Regions from separate parts of the Homo sapiens genome. Here region 1 is linked to region 2. The links are chromatin contacts, found by Hi-C or POLR2A ChIA-PET in ENCODE. All regions are on one chromosome and are shown on one strand. The core of a region is the stretch at or near the end of the contact, and the rest is flanking DNA. Distances in the headings are between cores, read along the strand shown. Region 1 holds the start of CACNA1E (calcium voltage-gated channel subunit alpha1 E). Region 2 has its middle 85 kb from the start of CACNA1E.

Region 1 (6,601 bases), core at 1,621-4,120, 85 kb after region 2:
GAAGTAAAAGGCTAGTGAGCCCTGCTTATTCTGGGCATTGAGAAGGTATGCCGCCAGCCTGCTGAGGCAGAACCACAAAGGAAAGGGGTGAGGTGACAGCATGAGAGTGAAGTTCATGAAGCTTTCTGGCCTGCAAGGTTATACAATCTAGTATAATCTAGTGTAAAAAGCTACATGATTTATGTCATCACCCATCTTGTTCATTATAGTATCCTCAGTGCCTAAAACAGTGCCTGGCACCTGGAAGGGACTCAAAGATACTTCTCTAATGATTTGAATGAATTTTGTGCTATGGATTATGGTACTGTCTGAAAGGAGCGACATACACTTAATAATTTCTGAAAGCCCTTTTTCTAACCCTATGTAGTTTACAGGGATACCGAGATAGCCACTTGGGACTAGTTCTAAGTGACTGGCTGATGGGACTTCATGGTTCACAGCACCACCCTCCCTCCGTTTCACGACTGACTAGGTATTCAGACAGAAGAGGACCCTCTGATTAAAGCAGGAGGAAGGACAGAGTAAGGCAGTAATGTGAAATCAAAGTAACAATTACAGCTGACTCACCTTGAATAGTAATTTCACCTGAAATGGGCTCCCCTGAATCCAAAGGTCAAATGCCTTCCCCAAGGGCAGCAGGCTGGACATGTTGAGACCATTCCTTTGGATTTCCAGTAGAGAATTTTCCTACACACACACACACACACACACACACACACACACACTCTCACATACATTCTCACACAACAGACACATGTCAGTGCTCACAGGGCCTTGCCCACAGACAGACACATACCCGTAGAAACACACATGCCATGCACTCAGACATCACCTCACTTCTCAACAGTTAATCTCACTTCACAGGCGTGAAGCCATACTCACCCATGGTTTCCAACCTCTGGGCTTTGGTCAGTGTCTGTTTCCTTCCTCAGCCCCTCCTTTCCTTCTTCCCTTCCATTGTTCGGGTTGGAAGGATTTGGAGAGGCCTATGTGTTGAGCCAAGGCAGGAAAACACAGAAGACGGTGTGCCCCAGCTAGTGTGGACATGGGAGGGGACAGCTGGTCCCTGCCCTCAGTTCAAACCACCAGTCACCTGTGGGGAAGGGCTTGGCGGCTAAACAGGAGCTCTTTCCCTGGGGCTTGGAGTCCACCTTTCCCACCTCTGCAGCTCAGATACCAATTCTATTTTTTTTTTTTTCTACATTAATGGGTTGGGTTTGAGAAAGTCCGTGGAGCTTATTTGGGAGTAAAGGATGGGGGGCGGGAGGATCCTTCTGATTGTTCGCATTTCGAGAAGGGTAGTTTTAGCCCATAACTCACCATGGAGGGCCCTTCCAGGAGACGTCGGGCAGGGCTTTCCTACAGCGGAACCGGGAGGCCGCCCCGTGAGGGCAGAAGCTCCCGCCAGGAGCCAGCACCACCAGCAGAGTGTGGAACCCCCAGAGGTCCTAGCCTCCTCCACGGGGCCTCCCAGGTGCTAAGTGGGGAGATGGGGAGAGGGTTCTGCCCTCTACTTGGAAATGCCTGGCCGTGTTCGTGGAGCCTGGGAGGTGCGGAGGAGCGGCGACGCGGCCATGGCGCTAGGCGCGCAAAGGCCCCGACACCTTACTAGGGCGGCGGCGGGCCCGTGGCACCGCTCCCGGCACCGAACAGGGCACAGCACTGGGGACACCTCTCTGCAGGGACCCAAGACGCGCGTGCGTGTGCGCCCCACGCCAGGCCCTCGCTCTCTTGCGGAGACTCCGCCGCATCGCTGGCTGCACCTGCCTCTCTCTTCTCGGCATTACTTGGGGGAAAGGGGACTCTTCACTGGACCTTTGCAGAGGTGGCTGCTACCCTTTGGCCACATAAATCAAGAAGGCAAGCCAGCCTCACCTTCCAGGAACCTCCAGCCTTCCGGCTGCGTCCCCGCCCCTCCCGCCTGGCCAGCTCCTCCCCCGCTTCTCCCAGCGCTCTTGCGCGCCTCGCTGCGCCTCTGCGCGCCGCTCGCTGTCCTCTGCCTCGCCTCCCCATTCTCCTTCCGCATCTTCTCCAGTGCTCCGCCGAGGGCGCTGCCTGCGGGGAAGAGGGAGACTGAGCCGTTAGTGAGGAAGTTCGGTCTGTGGACAAGTGTGGTGCCAGGCCGCCGCGAGGCTCGGCTGCAACCTGTTCCTCGCCCGCCGGTGCTCGCCGCCCGCCCGCTCGCACTCCCGCCCTCTCGGCGGCGCAGCCGCGGATCGCTGTTGCATGCTGATCCGGGGAGGCGGCGGTGGCGAGCGCTCCGGGCGGATGCTGGCACTCAGGCTTCGCTGCTCTCTGGATGCTGCTCAACTTCTAGCCCAAGCGCAGGAGCTTTGAAGTCATTTGTCCCTTTTCGCTTGGATCGACTTCTTATTTTGAGATTTTGGGCATTGCGGTTTACGCAGGAACCTCAATATCGCTCTCCCCACCTCCCTCCCTCTTTCTCCAACCTTTGGATGCGTCTCTGCTGGCAGATATAAAGACCCAAGTCTTCGCGGTGGAATTTCTTAGATGGACTTGCAGGGGCTGGCGTTATAAAGCATGTCATCGTAACCCCGTCCTCGTCTTTGTTTATTTTTTTTTAAAGTTCTTTTGTTTTCATTTTCCCCTCCTTCCCACCCCTTCCCCCAACCAATAAATCACCAAACTGTTACCTAGCGGGCCGGTGCCTGCCTCTCTCCCTGAACTAGGTGGTGCGTCTGCCAGAAGAGGAGCTATGTTTGAAGAGCAGCCTACTCCACCCCTCTCCTCTCTGGTCCCTGAACACCACCACACACTGGCATTTTGAAAAAAATATTTTCCTCCAGAAACTGGGCACCCCCAAGCCCTACCACCCGCTTTTTTTTTCTTTTTTCTTTTTTTTTTTTTTCCTTCTTGAGGAATGGAGCTTCGCAGAGGTTGCATTTAGATTCAACAGTTCACAGCGGCGGGCTGCTGCTGCTGCCTCTCCGAAGAGCTCGCGGAGCTCCCCAGAGGCGGTGGTCCCCGTGCTTGTCTGGATGCGGCTCTGAGTCTCCGTGTGTCTTTCTGCTTGTTGCTGTGTGCGGGTGTTCGGCCGCGATCACCTTTGTGTGTCTTCTGTCTGTTTAAACCTCAGGATGGCTCGCTTCGGGGAGGCGGTGGTCGCCAGGCCAGGGTCCGGCGATGGAGACTCGGACCAGAGCAGGAACCGGCAAGGAACCCCCGTGCCGGCCTCGGGGCAGGCGGCCGCCTACAAGCAGACGAAAGCACAGAGGGCGCGGACTATGGCTTTGTACAACCCCATTCCCGTCCGGCAGAACTGTTTCACCGTCAACAGATCCCTGTTCATCTTCGGAGAAGATAACATTGTCAGGAAATATGCCAAGAAGCTCATCGATTGGCCATATCCTTTCTTGCCCACCATAACTCCCTCTCCCCCTTTGCATTTCTTCGGGTGAAGGGGGGTACCTAGCATGGAATGTATCCCCCACCCCTTCCTGGTGCCAATTTGCCCCTTTGCTGAAGCACACTCTTCGGTGCATCTAAGGGGCAAGCTTGGTGCCGTGGAGACCCGTTTGGGCACTAGTGTTTTTCAAGGTAAGACTTTTGGTTTTTTATTTTTCCTATGTGGAAATCTTTAGTGTCCCTGGGTGCATCCCTTTCTGGGCTGGGCTTTGTCTGATTCCCAGCCCCCTCCCCACCCCTACTCCCTTCACATGCCGCCCTCTACATAGATTGGGTTGCCCCAATGCTTCCTTTCATAATTAATTCTCATTTTCCTTTCTTTAAGCCAGCCACTCTGCCCGTATCCCCACCAACCAGGAGACACCGCACTGTCTTCCTGTAGGGAAGTCAAGGCTCCATGAGGGGATTTATCAGTTCAGAAGTTCCCAGGGCCAAAACCCTGTGTACAGATAGACAAATGAATAAATAAAACAGGCTTTTGGGTGGGGACTCAGCTAACTCTAGGGACTTAAGTTTAAGTTCCACTGAAAGTGGCATGAGTGAGTGTCTGTCAGGGGAGGTGATCTCTGTTGCCACAGCCCAAGGAGCTCAAACTTGGAGTTCTCCTCTCAGCCAAGAAAGAGCAGCTCATCAGGCCCATCCTGTCCTTGGTCCTTGGTTGGGTACTCTTGCTTCTTAGTGCTTGACCCAGCTGATTGCTCTCCCAGTATCCAGGATCCAGGTGGATCGGCTGGGCCTGAATTCATCCGCTGAGGCCAGAGGTGTGCATGCAGTCTCTCTCTCCCTAGCTCCAAAGGAACTGCTCTCCCCAAAGCACTGGTGGGGGCCATCTCTGATGGTGGTGGTGTCAGGGTGAACAGGCATGGAAGGAGCTTCTTTGCAGGTTTAATCAAGTGCACCAAATGCAGACTGCTGATTAGGCAGCTCACTGCCTTGTTCTTCACTAAGGATTGGACGCCTGGCAAGGCCATTGGGAATTGGGGGTGGTGAGGCAGTGAAGGGGATTAGTAGGAGGCAAGCTAGTGGTCTGGCGTTAAATATGGGGATGGGGTTGGAGACATGGGACTTTGGGAGGGAGATTTGGGAGGGATGCATCTGCAATGGAGGCCCCTTCTTTTCTCCCCTATTCTCCCTCTTTCCCACCCCCACCGTCCAGGTGTGCAGCAGTGAGGCAGCTGGAGCTGCCTTGGGTCTCTAGTATTAGCCAGACACGCGGCTCATTTCCCCCAGGGCCTGGGCATCTCCCTACTCCCCCAACCCCAGTCTCTGGCCTTCCCCTTCTTCTCTAGTTCCCTGCCTCAGCAGCTCGGTGATTGGCTGGCGCGTGGTGCTTCTAGGCAGCACCCCCTCATTAGAAACGAAGGAGCATCTCTAAGCAGATATTCTTCCTGCTGCTGTTCGCATCCTCCCACAGCAACCCCGGCTGGGCTTCTCCCTCTCTCCTCTCTGCATCCCGCTCCCCTGCTCCACTCTCACAGAGTGATCCCAGGCCATCCATTGCCTGAGTTGAACGTATCTAGCTAGGGTGGAGGTTTCGGGCGGGGGAGGGGTCGGGTCCCTGCAGTCACGCCTGCCGGTGCGCTGCACAAAGCGGACAGATCTCATTGTGTTGTGTGCTGCGGCTGCAAATATTCCTCTAGGCAGTCTACGGATTTCCCAGCTGGGCCCTCCTTTCTCACTCGGCTTCTACGGTTCTCTAAATCTTCCCATCCACCAGGTGCTGCCTTGCTGTGCCCCTCTCTTAGGGGCGTGTTTATTCAGACAGGCGCCCTCCCGTTTCTTTGCGGTAGACAAAGCCGCCCAACCGCCCCGCGGGTGGCAAAGTGTGCCAGCAGCCATCGTTGGCACCTCGGACAGCGCCGCTGAAACTCCCGGCGGCCCGGGGCTCCCCAGTTACCCGGGTTCAGCACCTCGGGTACTTCTGGCCGGGCCCAGCCTTGGAGCTGAGAAACCAGGCACGTTTCCTACACCACGTGGTCACCTTTTTTCACGTTTTCTCTTCCGCTGCAAAGACACCGCCTTTCCACCAGGCGTTGCGAGCGCGCAAGGTGCGGCTGTGAGTCTTACTCCTCCCTTTCCTTGTCTTTGGCCAAAAATGGACCAAAGAGAGTCAAACGGGAGACTCTCGAGGGAGTTGATTTCAGCATCATGCTCAGTGCCTTGGCCCCGAGCCCTGTCCCAATGGTCTCTTTTGTCTGCATAGTTGGAAATTTCACAGTGGTTCTACAGCATGTAGGCTGTGGTAACAGTGTTCAGGGAACATCTGCTAAGGTGTTTAGTGGAGCCCTGTTGGAAAATATAAAATACACCATGTACAATGTAATTGACTAATATATTCCCTCTGGTGGTGACCACGTGGAAACATTGGGCTTCCGTGGGAAACGCACCTAAATTCCTAGTCTCACCTTCCTTTCCTTTCTAAACAAATAACTTCCCAAGTATCTTGCTTTGTCTTATTGGGAGTCAGTCTGGGTAGTGGTTGCCCATAAAGCTTTGGAGCTAGGCTGCCTGGGTTGAAATCCTAGTTCCTTCACCAGCTTTCTGACCTTGAAAATTACTTCATTACTCTGTGACTCAGTCTTCTTACCTGTTAAATGAGGATAATAATAATAATACTGGGAGAATTAAATGACTTAATATATATCACATGCCTAAAACATTATCTAATTACCCAGTAATCACTAGTTGTTATTATTAATGGCATCTTTCAGAAATTTCAGCGTGCCTGAAGTGGGGAGGGGTCTTAGTTCAGGTGAAGTCCTCTAGATTCTTGCCTCTCAAAGAGAGCAAGGAGCTGCATCCACATCACCTGGGAGCTTGCTAAAAATTCAGAATCCTGGGCCCCACTTCAATCCTGCTGAATCAGAATCTGCATTGTAATGAGATCCCTGTGTGATTAATATGCTCATTAAAGTTTAGGAAGTACTTCTTTGCTCTTTGTAAGTGCCAGATTTTTTTTTTTTTTTTTAAGAAAGGAAGGTTGTTCAGTTGTTCAGAAAACATGTCAAGACCTGCTTTCATATTGACATTTGCACATTTAGCATGCTTGAGGATTTTGTTTGTGTTACAACACGTTTTGAGACTTACACTTTCATTGGCTGCAGAAAGTCACTGTAGGACGAGGGGGATAATGTACACTTCTATGTGCCGCATTAGTGGTCTCATCATGCTGTGC
Region 2 (6,875 bases), core at 1,939-4,438:
TAGAGTCTGGGAAGTAACAGGAAGCCAGATGGTGCAGGGCCTTGCTGACCACTGGGAGGTCAGCTGTGGCTGTTACTCTAAGTGAAGGGAGGGTACATTGCAGGATGCTATGCAGAGAGGAATGATGTGCTCTGCCTATTTAAGAGGCTCACGCTGCACATTGGTTACTGTGTTCAGAATAGACTGTAGAGGGGTAAGGGTGGAAATAGGGAGACCAGTTAGAAGGTTGTTGCTGTGTCCAGATGAGAGATGATGGTGGCTTGTACCAGGATGGTAGCAGTGGATGGTGAGAAGTGACTCGATCTTTTTATATATCTTGTAGGTAGATTTAATAGCATTCACTGATGATTGGATATGGGGAATGAGAAGTATAGGAGTCAAGGACAGCTTGAGCAACCAGAAGGACAGAGCTGCCGTCAATTCAGAAGGAGATTGTGAAGCAGGCTTGGGTGGGAAAAGTTAGGAGTTCACACTTGGGCATGTTGAATTTGAGTTGTATGTTATATATCCAAGTAGAGAAGTCATGGAGGCACCTGGTTATATGAGTCAGAAATTTGGGAGAAAGGTCTGAGCTGAGTTATAAATTTTGGAGTTGACAACATATATGGTAATTCAAATCACATGACTGGATGAGGTCACCATCTTTTCTGATGGGGGCAGTGAGTACTCATTTGGACTCAAGACTTTAAAAACCATTACATTTCAAGTATTTGGAAAAAATATTTGGAACTTTCAACAAGCAGGTACCAAGAACCTCCTCCTGGGTTTGTGCGTTTGAAGAGCAGCTGGGGTTAAGAGCGGCATGAGGGCCTCCAGCTTAAAGAATCGAGGCAGAAGAAGAAAAGCCAGCAAAGGAAGTTGAGAAGTGATCCATGAGGTCGAAGGAAAACCAGGAGAGTGTGATGTCGTGGAAGCCAGATGAAGAAAGTGTTTCAAGGGGGCAAGAGTGATCAATTATGTCAAATAATGTGATGAGTCAAGTGTATTTGCTATCTATCATTGTGTAACAAATCACTCAAAAACTTAGCAGCTTAAAACAACAAAAATGTATTATCTCACAAAGTTTCCAAGACTTAGGAATCTAGGAGTTGCTAAGGTGGCTAGTCCTGACTCATGATCTCTTGCGGGTTGAAATTAAGTTGTTAGCTGTGGCCGCAGTCATCTCTAGGGTCAACTGGGGCTGGAGAATCCCATTCCAAACTCACTCTTGCAGTTCTTGGCACCCTATTTCCTGGCCATGTAGGCCATCTGAGTGGCCTCATGACATAGCATCTGGCTTCCCCCACAGCAAGTGGCCCAAGAGGGAGACAGACTGCAGGAGAGCACCCCAGACGGAAGCCACAGTCTTTTGTACCTAACTGTGGTAGTGTCATGCCATCACCTCTGAATGTTCTTGGTTACACAGACCAACCCTGGTACAGTGTGGGAGGGGACCGCACAAAGGTGAACATCCCAGGAGGTGGGGTCATCTTGGAAGCTGGCTACCACATCAAGCATGACAAGAACAATTGGTCATTGGGTTTAGCAATGTGGAGGGCATTGATAACCTTAACAAAAGCGTGGGGAGAAAAGTTTGATCAAAGTTGGTGTAAGAAGGGATGGGAGGAGGAGAACTGAGACAGTGAATAGAAATGACTCTTTTGAAGAGTTTGTCACAAAGGAGAACAAAGAAATCAGGAAATAGCTGATGAAGGAAGTGGTTTTTCTAAGATGAGAGAAACAACAGTATGTTTGCACATTGATAGGAGTAATCCAACGAGTGAAAAATTGATGACGCAGAAGAGAAAGGTAATTGCTGGAGCCTGGTCCTGAGTAGAACAATGTGGAATAACATAGAAACAGAGATTCCCTCAACCCAGAATAAATAGTTTACGCTAAAACAGATAAAATTACCCACTACATTCTTATAGAGACAAGAGGTATCAGATCTCAAGAGTTTAAGGAAAATAAATCACAGGAGAGAAATCTTAAAATTGGGAAAATTATTTCCATTAACTACTTCTTCTTCTGGGACTTGGGTAAAGACTGGAGCTACTTTATTTTAAGAGTAGAACACATCTGTCCAGCCTGCAGAAGATGCCTGGTTTGAACACCTCTGCAGCGAACCTGGCCAATGGAACAGCTGGGACTCCCTTGCAAGCTGCAGACCTGCTTTGTAGGGTAGTTCCAAGCCCTGAAGATAGGTGGGTTTTCTGCCACCAGATGAGGGAATTCTAGAGGCAACCAAACAGACCTTCACAGTAAAAAAGGGCAGAGGTCTACAGGAGCTCTCAGAATGTCTCTGGGAGGGTCAAGAGCATCAGTCCTCACTGATGCCTCCCATGCTCCCAGCAGGCCTCACATTATAGAATTCTCTTCTATTACTACGTCTCACCACAATAATGGTGGATGGGAACTCTGTCCTGAACCCTTACAAAACCCAGGCCCCTGCCTCGGTGAGTTTTTTGTTTATTTCCAGGCCGGAGTGCAGTGGCACGATCTTAGCTCACTGCAACCTCCACCTACCGGGTTCAAGTGATTCTCCTGCCTCAGCCTTCCAAGTAGCTGGGATTACAGGCATGCGTCACCACACCAGGCTAATTTTTGTATTTTTAGTAGAGACGGGGTTTCACCGTGTTGGCCAGGCTGGTCTCGAACTGGCCTCGAGTGATCCGCCTGCCTCGGCCTCCCAAAGTGCTGGGATTACAGGTATGAGCCACTGCGCCTGGACAGGGTGGGGTGTTTCAGCCTCTCATCACGTCACTAGGAAGACTCCAGGAAAAAGGAGGAAAGTGAGAAAAACTTTTGTATGGGCTACATCAGCGATGCTTAGAATCCAGCTCCAGGACCTGGTGTCCCTCCCCCTCATCCCGTCTTGTCCTTCCCTCTCCCTGCTGAGCTCCGCAGCCCTGGGGATTCCACATGTAGCCCTTACCCTTCTTGTACTCCAGTCAGTTCTCATTGGCATTCTCCTGGTTCTCAAAATGCTTTTACCCTATTGGCTAGGGCAAAAAATGACCTGAGAGATCCTGGACACTCTCCTAGCAACTGTGCCAGAGCTGGTGGCCATCGCCTTTTTGCAGAGACAGATGCTCCTGTAACAGGAACAAATCAATTAGCCAGCCTGCTGCTAATGTGCAAATGTCACCTTATTAAGCTAGTGTCTGCCTGGGGAAGCCGCCTCTTTCTCCTGTCCCCACTCTGAAGCTCAGCCCTCTGCTGTTGCTTCAACCTCTGTCTCTTCTGAGGTCAATTGTAAAATGAAACTGCTGCCATCTGAACATCTATGAAAGCCACAGGCTCTACCCAGATGCCTTGGCTGAGAGGAGGGGCAGTTTAATTTCCCTTCCTTCTCTGAAGAGTCTTGACGTGCAAGGACCAGCTCTCCCTTTATCACCATTTCCAGAAAAACACAAACAAGGCAAAACAAAATAAAAACAAAACTTTGCACCTATTTTTGGTGCCAAAACCTTAAATTAGATTAAGATCACATCAATTTCTTCCATAAGCTTTGTAGCTTAGGAAGTGCATGCTCACACTTTATTTTATTTAACCCTCATAATAAATCTATTGGAGGAAAGGACAATTATCTCCATATTACAGATGAGAAAACTGAGGCCCAGAGAGGTTGGCTGACTTGCTCAAGGATATTAAGCCAGTAAATTGCAAAGCCAGGGCTGGAAGAAGGGCAAGAAGGGCCAGAAAAGCTGATTCAAAGCGCAGGAACTCTGGAGGCACCTCCTGGCAGCTGGAGCAGGGTGTGCGGAGTGCCCTCCCTCCATGAGCTAAAGGAGGACTGGCTTCCATGAAGCACCAGCATTGCTCTGTCACCCCCACCCAACCTGGTCACCTTTCACTATGACCACTTTCCATCCTGTCTCACTTTCAGAAACGAGGTCTGAGCAGTGCAGCTGGACCTACTATAGTCATAGTTTCCACTGGCTTTGACTTCATCAAGCGAAAACCAACACCCCTTTGAAATCTGTAGCCCCATCCCTAAAAATCAGCCTTTCAGCTTGAATCAAAAGGCAAAAGGCAATGGAGATCCAACTGGAAACAGAGCTCCCTTCCTCCCTTCCAGGCAATGCTGCTGTGTAGAAGGTCACTTCAGAAATTCTGTCTACACTATGAGGACATAAATATTAGGGAGAATCTCCTCTGCCTCACATGAACCTGGGTCCTTCAGTGAGTCCCCCCACCACATCCCCTCAATCCTTTGATTCTTCCCAGTATTGTGACCTTTCCGTCCTTCCTCTGAAGTTGTAGGAGTTGATTCTTCCCAAAATAACCTGAGTAATGGCTTGCAGGAAAGTTACAATTAGCTTTTCACAGGGAAGAAAGTTTAGAGAGTTTTTTTTTTTTTAAAGGAAAAGAGGTAGAAGGAAAAAAAAAAAGCAAATGAAAAATCTTGTGGTCTTCTAAGTCAATTTAGAAAACACTGAGTTATTTCCGTAGAGCTATTCTGACAGGAGATACATTGATTTTTGGCCTCTCTTCATTGTTTTTATTGCTGATTACATCCTCTTTTTCTAGATTGTCCCAGGTGGCCACAGGTGAATGAATTGTGTTTACTTACAGACCACTGATTTCTGTGTTGACACACATTGATTTCAGCTCAGAGTAAGAAAGATCATCCTAATAGAGCTATCTAAAGTTGGAATAGTTGCTTGGGTGGTGGGGGAAAGAGGGTGGTAATGAAATAGTGAAATCCCTGTCAACGGAGGTGTTCAAAGACTGAATGACTGTGGAGGGAATGTGATCGAGCTGACTCCAGCAGGACTGGGAAGATAGCTCGGGGGATCTTTAATGTTCTCACCTCATGTTCAGCATTAACACCTGAGATGACTGTTTAATATTATGTAGATACTACGTGCCAGTGAGGACAGTGTTTCCCAAAGTGTGACTTGTTAGATGTTTCCCACAGGGTGGTATGCTTGATGATTTTCTTTGGTAAGGAATTTACTGTTAAAATAGTAAAAATACAATTAGTACAACAAATCACAATTTCATGGATATCATTGCCTGGGATGAAGCTAACAAAACCCATGCCATAGTAATGGACATTTAAACTGTAAAAATTACAGGTGAGGCCCTAAGTGGTAACCTTGAACATTTAAGACCTTCATTGCTAAATTTTAGCCTTAAATGTTTTGAAGGATGAATAGTACAGGTGACCCAGATAAATAATAGGGAATCTGATCTACTGTAGTTCTATGCTATATCTCAGTGTTCCCCCCCACCAGGGGTACATCGTGAAGCAGATTTGAATTTGCTTCACAAAACTCAGGTTATAAAAATCTAGCATTCATTATTTCCAGGATCTTGCTAGATTTCTGAGTTTCCAGCCACTTTAGTGGAAAACAACTTGATCTTTTTAAATTTATGTTTTACCTTATTTCTAGCCAGAGGTTTTCTAGTTAACTGATGATTTATCATTCTTTTGATTATATATATCATTCCTTTGATGTATATACAGTCAGCTGCCTGCTACCCCTCCTTTCCTGAAGTTTATGTGGCCTGACGTTGGGGTGGGGCATCTGGGCTGCAGACCCTCTGGGGAGGCTGCAGACTGGCCGTGGCTGCAGGGAAGAGGGCCCTCCTTGTCTGTGGGCATTGACACCTCTCCCCCACCACATCAGCTGCTGAAGCATCCCCATGCCCTACCAAGCCTCTTGTCTCCTGATACATGAACCCTGTCTCCTCCTTGCCCAAGCCTCGAGACCCCTTTAGGACCATTGGCAAGGTCCCCGTGCCCCTCTTTGGCTCAAGGTCGTGTGCTGAAGACAGGAAATCTTCAGAGAGCCTCCTGCACCACTCAGGAGACACAGGAGCTTTAGGGATAGGGAGTGGCCATCACGGGCTCTCTCTCTCTGCCTCTCCCCAGTCCTGATGGCCTGTGTTTTCCCTTGGGGTACATTGAGCTCCTATTGATCAGGCACTTTGCAAAGCTGTCTCTGTCCAGGGTTTGAGAGGGTCACGCTTTGCTGTATTATGGCTGCAATGGCTTCCAACTGGTCTCCCTGCCTCTTCCCCTGCTCTCCCACGGTCTGTCCTCACCAGCAGCTACACAGGAGTGTCATGCCTGCTTAAAACCCTCCAAAGGCTTCCCACTTACCTCAGAGCAAAAGGCAAAGGCCCTCTGTGATCTGCCCCCCAACATTACATCGCCGATATCATCTGCTGCTACTCCTGTTCTAGCCACACTGGCCTCCTTGCTGCTCCTAGCAAGGAACATTCTAGGCATGCTCCCTCATTAGGCCTTTGTGCAGCTTTTTCTGTCTTCCCTATATCAGAATTGCCACTTCCTCACTTATTTCGAATATGCTGAAATGTCACCTTCTTGGTGAGGCCTACTCTGACCACACTGTTTCAGTTGCAGTCCACCCTAACTCCCATCCTTCCTGCCTTGCTGACCCTGACATGATGCACAGTTCTTAGCTTAAACACCCTGTCCTCCAGGCAGCCTCCCCAACTCCCCAAGACCCTCTATAGCCTCCCAGAGAACCTTATTTGTTTTTTCCACTTGAGCACAAATCAAGGTTCATGTTAGAATCTGTTTATTTTTCTGTTTTAAGCTCTGGTGGCTGGCACAATGTTGGGCAAGTAATAGGTGCTTATTGTCAATGTATTGAATAAGTAAATGGTTGAATGAATGAGTGAATGACTCAGTTCACTTTAAAAAAAGCTTGAAGATTGTTGAGGAGATTGGCTAGTAAGGCTTGTAAAACCTCCAGTATGGTGCTTGGCTCAAAAAAAGGAAGTTTATATTTATAATTCCTATGATAAAGGAGGGCTTCTTGTCACAGAGCTTCTGTATTGTCTGTGATTCAACTAGTTTCAGTGAAAACTGCACGGATTTTTATGTAGGAAACATCAGGCTAAAATGCTTGAAAGAT

What was found. Hi-C counts contacts between places; a loop is a spot of excess contacts on that map. ChIA-PET counts read pairs that join two places held with the same protein, here RNA polymerase II (POLR2A). Pooled maps may share reads with other maps.
Region 1: a loop to region 2 is called in a pooled map, with 6 times the contacts of the local background. The contact joins the promoter of CACNA1E here to the enhancer-like site in region 2. A Hi-C loop is called at or near these places in 2 of 168 maps with a recorded cell type or tissue (astrocyte of the cerebellum and endothelial cell of hepatic sinusoid) and 3 of 50 pooled maps. POLR2A ChIA-PET finds 5 or more read pairs at or near these places in 1 of 52 experiments (GM12878).

The regions. Positions count from the first base shown.
Region 1 is chr1:181,480,647-181,487,247 of GRCh38, forward strand. CACNA1E (calcium voltage-gated channel subunit alpha1 E) reads left to right here and starts at 2,871. Exons shown (of 48, transcript NM_001205293.3): 1 at 2,871-3,364. The coding sequence starts at 3,099. RefSeq lists enhancers at 1,062-1,594, 1,646-1,775, 2,578-3,102, 3,103-3,626, 4,589-4,718 and silencers at 1,926-2,055, 2,096-2,225.
Region 2 is chr1:181,394,888-181,401,762 of GRCh38, forward strand. It overlaps a transcript of CACNA1E not described here. Among named protein-coding and RNA genes, the nearest start is that of CACNA1E, 85 kb to the right of the region's middle. RefSeq lists an enhancer at 3,626-3,735. Within about 2 kb of position 3,189, at least 2 of the 41 ENCODE cell types and tissues checked have a DNase peak (open chromatin) inside an H3K27ac peak, as active enhancers do.